2 separate regions of the Homo sapiens genome follow, and region 2 is linked to region 1. A link is a loop called in an ENCODE intact Hi-C map of the cell type or tissue named here. Cell type or tissue: prostate gland. All regions are shown on one strand. Each heading gives the region's core, and the rest is flanking DNA. Links, peaks and the distances in the headings are about the cores only. Region 1 overlaps LINC01505 (long intergenic non-protein coding RNA 1505). Region 2 has its middle 110 kb from the start of RAD23B.

Region 1 (4,398 bases), core at 155-4,154:
TGTAATGCAAGAGTATTAGGTAGAAAAATCAGTACAATTTCCATTTTACAGATGAAGAAAATTGAGAATTTGGAGAGACTGTTTAAGAATAGACAAATATTAATACAATAGTCAAGAAGTAGACACAGCCTTCGCTTACCACAGGTGTTTGTTGAGGAGAAGAGGGCTCATCAACTCTATTCTTGTTGTGTTCTGGGCTGGATGGCTGCACTGGGACAGTGGAAAGAAAACAAGATGTTGAGGGGAGGGAACGTGGTTATGTAGCTTGACAGAATAGTATCTGCAAATGGCTGACTCTACTAGTAAAGATCAATTGTGACATGCCCGTTATTGATAGCTAGGTTTTCATCCCTCAAAGTGGAGGATTCCAGCCCTCCCATTTTGTGTGATGATTGAATAGGGTTCCTGCCAGGTAAAGATTTTTTTACTTCCGTGTACTTCTATGTTTTCTTTCATGGAGGTGAAAAGAGAGGTTAGATAATCTTTACCTGTTTTATCTAACTTAATTATTGCAATTATAACTTTGAATGAGTTCCTTGGGGAGATTTGGTTTATGAATAATGACTATATTTTTAATACATTGCATTACTCCAAATAAAAAAAAATCAGCAAAATAAATGAACAAAATAAAATGAGATCACCAGAGGCTTTTTTTTTTTTTTTTGGTTGTCACTCTTCAAAGTCATGGATTTGATTGTATTTGTTTTCATAAACTAATGTATTCCTAGATGACAATATTCAATATGAACCTAGAAAGTCTGTAGTCTTCCAAATATGTGGGTTACCAACAAATAGGACAAAGCCAAAGCTGGTGGATTACTGCTACTAAGCCTAGAGTTTTATCATTAATCCTGACTTCCTCTCGCTATATCCATTTTCTCTGAAATATGGATCTATTACCATGACTTCAGTTATATTTTCTATGTAGATGACTACAGTATCCACATCTCCAGCCAGAACCTCTCTCAAGTTTCAGACTGGTAGAGATGGCCATCTATCTGCTATCTCCCATGGGATATTTCTTGAGTACTTGCAACTCAACTCAACTTTTATCTTCCTCTGTATTTCATCCCCTACTCCATCCCACCTCTAAATGCATTCCAACTGGATTCTCTTCTATCTTTGAAGTTTCTAGGAATGGCTCTATCATCCAACCAATCACCCAGCCAAACATGGGATTTATCTTTTCCTCCTTAACTTCCCTTTTGTCTCTTGTTTAATCAGCCATCAAATTTATTTGCTTTTATTTTCTAAGTATTACTGTGATTCCCCCCACCACCCCACCCCAATCTCTGTAATATCTGTGCTGGTTTATTTATCATCTCAGGCCTGGGCCAGGGCAACAACTTCTTCAATGGCCCCCCTGTTTCCAGTCTTGACTCTCTTCAATCTGTCTTTACTTTGCTACCAAAACTAATAATATTCTAATAAACAAATGTGGCCATGTCATTTCCTTTCTTGAGACTTTTCAATGATTTAACATGATGTGCTAGGAAGTCAGTAAATGTGTGTGTGTGTGTGTGTGTGTGTGTGTGTGTGTGTATAAAATGAATGAATGAGTATAAGATACTGACCACACTCCTTGGCTCACAAGGCCCTTTATAATATGTCTCTGCCTACATTTCTAGTCACACTTTCTATAATTTCTAACTCACTAATTTTTATACTAATAATTGTGTCACTTATCTGCACAGGCCTGGAAAGTTCTTCCTCGTTTTCTTCATTTGGATAACTTTTTTAAGCTTTTCGGGGCGCTCACTTTATGTGTCAATTTCTGTGTCTCATCCCTTCTAATTTATTTATTCTAACACATCTAATTATCCACACTATGCCAAAAACTGTTAGGCACTAGGAACAAAAATGGCAAAATGGCAAATTAGAGAGACAGACATGGAAACCAATAAATATTATTCATTGAAAGAAAGGTTATAATAGAAGAGGAATACAAGAAAATGATGAACAAGATGAAGAGAAAATAGAAGATTTTAATTATTCAAATCTACCTGTGGCACTTAGGAGCTGGGAGGAAAAGAATCTCAAGCAAATGAACCAATATGTGTAAAAACAAGGAGGTATGAAAGGGGCTGGATGGATGATGTTATGAGTTAAACCGTGCCCCTCCAACATTCATATGGTAGACTCCTAATCCCCAGCACCTCAGAATGTGACCTTATTTGAAGACAGGGTCCTAAAAGAGGCAATCAATTTAAAATGAAATTATTAGGGTAGACCCTCATCCAATGCGAACAGTGTTATTCTTAGAGAAACCAGTTCTTTTTGTTGAAAACTAATAGAAGACAAAGACAATTAAGCAATTGAGAGCTGAGTTTTAGTAAACTCACTCTGGTGGTTGGATAGAGGATAGATCAGAGGTAGGGAAGTGGAGAGGCTGGTTGAACACCATGAGGCTGTGGCAATCCTTCAGAAGAGAGAGGTGGAAAGCTTGGCCCAACGCAGTGGCAGGGTGTTTAGAGAAGATGAAGCAGATATGGAAAATATTTATGAAGGAAAATTGGCAGCAGTTGCTGACATGACTGGATGTGCAAGTGAATGGCACTGGCAAATTGCTTTCATTGCATTTATCCTTGTATTATGAGCAACTAACTGAGCCTATGCCCGAAAGTACAAAGAGAGAAGACACAAACCAAAGAAAAAACTGAGGTAGATAATGACAGATTTCCTCCCAATGTATCCTGAGCCTTGATTCAGACCTTGTGGCACAGTCCAGACAATTGTAAGTCCTAATCCTAATGGTTCAATATTAAAAAAACAGTGGGGACTTATTAAAAATTGGTTATGTATAAAGCCCACAAACAAATAAAAGGAAACTGTTAAAAGAAGTCACCAAGAGAATAATAATAGAAGAAACAAACAAAACATCAGTGGGCTTCCTTTCTTCTGCAGACTGCACAGAAACTGTGATAGGTTAATTTATGTGTCAACTTGACTGGACCATGGGATGCACAGACGTCTGCCCGAGCAATATTTCTGAGTGTATCTATCTGTGAGGGAGTTTCTACCAGAGTTTAGCATTTGAATTGGTGGACTGAGTGAAGTGGATTGCCCTCTCCAGTGTGACTGGGAATCATCCCATTCATTAAGGATCTGAATAGAACAAAAATGTAAAGGAAGGGAGGATTCACCCTCTCTGCCTGTCTGCTTGAACTGGAGCATCGATCTTCTCCCTGCCTTGGCGATCCTGTCTCAGGCCTTCAAACCCAGATGGGAATTTATACTATCATCTCTCCAGCTCTTAGGCCTTCAAATTACACCACCAACTTTCCTGGTTTTTCAGTTCACAGTAGGCAGATCATGGGACTACCTGGCCTATGTCATCAATGAATGTTTGCCAATACTTCGTAATCTTTCTCTCTCTCTCGCTACACACACACACACACACACACACACACACACACACACACACACACACACACAGATTCTCTTGGTTTTCTCTGAAGAACTCTAATACAAATACTCTTTCTTCATTCCTGCCTCCCTCCTTTCATTCCTCCTTTTCCTCTTTTCTCCCTTCAGCAAATAGTTACTGAGCTCGAACTTTATACTAGGTGCTACATTAAATGCTGGAGGTATGTAGATATAAAATAAACAGATAAAAAAGCAAAAATTTTTATAAGGACCTTATGATTTAGTGGACAAATGATGTGTAAACGAAGAATCATAATCTTATGTAGTAAGAGTTGTAGGCACCCAGAGCTGATTGACAATGCCTTGCTCTGCTTGAGAGAACTAGGAGAGATTTCTCAGAAGCTGTGATTCTTGAGCTGGATCTTGGAAAAGGTAAGGACAGGCTCAAAGGCTTGGGAGGATGTGGTATCTTCAGGGAAATGCAAACAGTTGTCTGACTACTGAATTAGGCCATCTCAGGGCAGACAGAAACCAAGTGAGAAGGTTGGAAGGGTGGTCTAGAGGCCTGATCTTGTAAGCCTGACATCTTTTCATTGAAATATTACCAGTTTGGTCCATGAAACAAAAAAAACTTTTGATTTCAGAAAACAGAAAGTATTTTCCAGACTCTCTTTTCTCAAACATGCAGGCTTCAAAAAATAATAAAAATAATAAGTTAAAGAAAAGAATCTAAACTCAGAGAGCTTCACTAGGGCAATAAATGCTTCACTTGGGTCCTACTGTGGTAAACTAAACAAACTTCTCCAAGGCTCTGGGCTTCAGCTTCTTTGTGAGACAGTGTTACATAGTGGAAAGGCTATAGAATTTGGATATAAGTCAGCACTCAATGACTTACTGGCCAAACCACCTAGGATTAGTTGCTTTGTTTCCCTGAGTCTCCTTTTGCTTCCTGGGCAGTACTTACACTCCAGCCCTCAATTTAACTTCCTTCAGAAAAGCTACAGTCACCACTGCTCCTGCTGGGCCTAGGAG
Region 2 (4,398 bases), core at 235-4,234, 510 kb before region 1:
ACAGGCACATGAGATGCTTCCTGACCTGCCCTTGCCTAACAGTTTGGCTTCACACATCACCACTTGTCCATCTCAGACCCCACATTCTTGCCTCAATGCACTCATCCTGCTCCCTCTACAACCAGACCCTTGGACCTACATGTCCCTCCCTCTGTCTCTGTTGCCTTTCTGACCTCCTTGCCTTGGCTACCTCCTGCCAGGCCTTCAGAATTCAGCTCAGTGGTTGCTTCCATGACCCTGTTAATTTGGGGTGAGATGCTTCATCTGCTCTGTACCAGCAACGTGTGTTTACTGCTCTCAGAATAGGCACCAACCTGCTTGTCTCCCTCTCTGGGGGCTGAGCAACCTAAGTGCAGAAAAATGCTTATTCACCTTTACCTTCTTTCTTCACAGCACTTGGCGTAATGTAGGTGCCCGTACTGGGTTGAATAATGTCGCCCCAAACTTATGTCTATGCATAACCTCAGAATGTGACCTTATTTGAAAATAGGGTTTCGAAGATATAATTAGTTAAGATCATATTGAATTAGAACAGGCCCTAAATCCAATATGACTGATGTCCTTATTAGAAGACGAAAGGATGCAGAGGTGCAGACATACACAGGGAGAAAGCCATGTGATGTGATGGCAGAGAGGGAGATTAATGAGTCAAGGAACACGAAGGATTGCTGCACCCACCAGAAACCAGGAAGCCAGGAGAGAGGCAAGAAAGGATCCTTCCCTAGAGGTGTCAGAGGGAGCATGGCCCTTCTGACATCTTAATTTCAGACTTCTAGCCTCCAGAATAAGAAAATAAATTTCTGTTGTAAGCCACCGATTTTGTGGTACTTCATTTTGGTACTTTGTTATAGGAAACTAGTACAGTGCTCAACATATTTGGTTGACTCAGTGAATGATCCTACCCCTTTCCTACCTCTCCATAGCCATTGGGAAAGGCCTTTGTCAACTCTGGGCTAGAATGTTCTGGTAGCCTTCTGACTTGTCTCCCTGTGTTTATTAAATGGAACAGTGCCATAAGTTTATGACTCCAATGGATTCTGTGTTTGTTAGACTGATTATCAGCTAATTTTTTTCTCATGACTCAATGACAAGGTTAGCTGAATCGTGGTGCTGAAAAATGTCACCTCTGCCCTGAGTGAAGCTTTCATGCGAGGATCTACTGGGGCACCTAAAAGGACAATGATTCAGGATGTCATTGAGCTCACAGAGCAAGCCACATGCCTGTTTTTGCACCTGCTTTGCTAATAAATGAAAGTCTGTATCGCAGAATTCTATCTGACACCTGCTTTCATTACAACATGCAGAGACCTACGGCCCCAAGACCTCTTACATCTACATAGTGAATGACAAAATTGACTCAGGTCAGTTCTAACCAAGGAGGTCATGGAAAGAACTCCGGTTTCGGAACAAGACAAATTTGGGCTAAAATCCCAGCTCCACCACTGACTGCCTGAGTCACCTATGATGTTGCTTCACAGGGTGGTAACAATGATCTCTGCCCGCCTCCCCAGGTTATTGCTATAATTAAGTGAGATCAAGCATGTGAAAGGCTTCAGGTGCTGTAAATGCTTGCTGTTATTCAGTCAGTTGAACACAGTCACACAGCTAAGAGGGAAGGTGCTGTCCAGGGTCTCACCCTGGGGACGAGACTCCCCTGAAACAGAGGCAATGGCCTCTAATGAGGGAACTGAACATTAATTAGGAATCCAGGATATACGACTTTATGCATTTTCACATACATTTTTTTTTCCTTTTATTCCCATGAAAGCCTTTTACTTTAAAAAATTTTTATTCTCATTAAAAAATATAGGAAATGAGGCTCAAAGGCAGGGCACGGCTCCCTACAGCACTTGTGAGCAGTGATTCTCAACCTGGGCTGTGCATGAGGATCCCCTGGAGCTTTGAAAAATCCCCACACCCTGCCGCCTCTCTGACCAATGAAACCAGAACGTCTGATGCTGGGGCCCCGGCTTCAGAACTTCAAAAACCTCTTCAGGTGACTCCCAAATGCAGCCAAGTTTGAATATCTGTGCTCCAGAGTTCACAAATCACTTTCCCCCAGAGGAAGTGGTCTGACCGACCTTTACACCTCTATGAGGACAGCAGAGTAGATTTCATTGACCCCACTCTGATGATGGGAAAACCAAGCTCAGAGAAAATTCCAGAAAGGACTTGAACTAGAACCAGATTCCTTGATTCTTCTCCACTGCTCTATCCCTGTCCTGGGGGGAGGAGCTATGCCACATCACTGACCTCTATTTCCCTTTCAGTATCTGCACCGGAGCGAAGGCTGCCTTGGGTGTTTGGAACAGTTTACCTCTATCTAGCCATCATGGGGTTCTGATGACCCCATCCCCAGCCCCCATCACCTGGTCTCCCCCTGCCCTCCCCTGTAGTTCATGGGTTCTCCACAGCCCGGAGTAGAGGCCAGGGGGTTTTCCACACAGGCTTTTCAGATCCATTTCATTCCCGCCTGTTTTTCCATCTGCCTTGTCATAGGGTGTGTGGTGCAGGCTTGTCTCTGCCAAATGCTTTAGTGGCTCTGGAATGGAGAAAGCAGCAGAAGCCCAGAGTGTTTATGCCATGGGAAAAGCTGGGCTTTTCCACAGATCATCCTTCTCCCCCGCCCCCAGGTTCTCATGCCCTACATGATTCCCAGGGGGCCACCCAGCAATTAAGATACAGTTCTGGAGAGCAGAAGGCTCTGACAGCCCCACAAATCAGCCTCCATATCCCCACCCCCAACACACGCACATCCCAGTCCCTCCCAGAACAATGCTATCGAGTCATCTTGAGCAATGGCACCAGAAAATCCCAGTGTAATGAAAGAAAACAGAGGCCTGTCTTTCTGGCTGCTGGTGCGATTTCAATAGAAAGCCCTTCTTAAGCAGGAAGAAGCAATTCTTCTGCTATGTCCCTAACAAAAGCTGACCTCTTCCTTGGCGGCATTGGGTAGGCCCAGAATCAAGCTGGGGTTATTTCCCCACCATCGCCATAGTCATAGCAACAGCTTTGATTAATGCGGTGTCCCATTAGAGGGATAATGTCAGCCCTAATCAGAAACGCCTCAAGTATCTCTCTTTGCATTTTGGTAAATGGCGTAATCACATTACGGCTGGATGTGTCTGGGAGCTGATTGCTGTCGCACAAGTCTGCCTGATTTTCCAGGTTAAGGGGTGTCAGGGGGCCCGAGATGCAGCTAATTACTGTGCATTGTTAGGAGAGAGGACCAAGGCCACGGAGGCCGCCAGGAATGTTCCTGCCCTATCCTTCCTTCTAAGTCCATAGGAGCGCCCTGGGCTGATGGTCTGTTTGCAAGGATGCCTGCCTGAAGGAGATGGCTGAGAGTCAGAGAGGGGTGCTATATGCTGCTGTTAAGCATAAGGGAAGCAGAGGCATGGTTGAAAAGAACAGGCAGGTAGCTGAGCTGGGCTTGGCTGTTCCTGTCCCTTGTCCATCAAGCTCATGATGGACAGTCAGCCTCCGGTCATGCCACTGGGCTGGAAAACTGGCAGAAGGGGCCCCACTTGGGCCTGGAGATAGGAAACGGCAGGGGTGACATGCACTGCAAAGGCATGTAATGAGTGTGGACTTGACTTGTCATAATAGCATTTGGCTGTTGGCAGGTTCTGCTTTGTCTGTTGAAGCTTCCTACTTGAGGGTAGATTCTTACTGCACCCTGGGGAGACAGACTTCTCCTTCTCTCCCCTTTTACTAGCAGGGAAACCAAGGAAAGGAGAGGTGACATGTCTCATCCCTGTATTGATGCTAGGTTCCACTTCCCAAGAGACCCTTCCCACACGAAAAGCTTCCTCTCTTTGCCTTCCAGCCTAGCTGCTTTTGTTTCTGTAAATCCATAGGTGACAGTAACAATAAATCGTCACCACCTATACTGAAAGATTAAGAGGAGGACCTGAGGAAATATGCATTGAGCCCCCAGAGGCTATTTTTAGATGCTTCTGGGAGGTTTTAAAAAAGGACTCACACAGTTAACTATTTATGACTTTTTGAATGCAGGACAGAAATAGAAGGACAGCACTTAGCTTCTTCTCCAAAGCTGGGGAGTAAATTCCTCTCAGAGACCTGAAACCACTTTGGGGCCCTTAAATTTACTGTCTCTTGGATGGCATTTAATATCTAGCATAACTAATATCTAGTTTTTATTTCTGGCTACAGCAATAGTTGTTCTTTTCGGTGTTGAAAATTATCTCAAGAGTAGCTGAGGAAATTGAGTCACAGAGTGAGAATTATCTCAGAGTCACACGGCTGGTCTGTGGCCAAGCCCTGGTGGAAGCAAATCTCTTGCTATTTGGGCCAAAGTTCACTGCAGAGGGTTGAACTGAATGTCCCAGGGCAGGTTTGGGTGTGGAAAGTTCTTCAGGGGATACTCAATCCAAC

The links. Peaks named below come from ENCODE experiments on the same cell type or tissue, not always from the same donor. Only the 100,000 strongest peaks of a DNase experiment are listed, where the experiment ranks them.
Region 2: it touches region 1 in a loop (5-fold over the local background); 1 of 110 quality-filtered maps calls a loop at or near these places.

The regions. Positions count from the first base shown.
Region 1 is chr9:106,668,681-106,673,078 of GRCh38, reverse strand. It overlaps LINC01505 (long intergenic non-protein coding RNA 1505), which reads right to left. Exons shown (of 7, transcript NR_104145.1): 6 at 140-210. Among named protein-coding and RNA genes, the nearest start is that of LINC01505, 55 kb to the right of the region's middle. In prostate gland, for the core only: no CTCF peak of the experiment used is centred there; a DNase peak (open chromatin) is centred at 2,478.
Region 2 is chr9:107,175,168-107,179,565 of GRCh38, reverse strand. No RefSeq gene overlaps it. Among named protein-coding and RNA genes, the nearest start is that of RAD23B, 110 kb to the left of the region's middle. In prostate gland, for the core only: no CTCF peak of the experiment used is centred there; no DNase peak of the experiment used is centred there.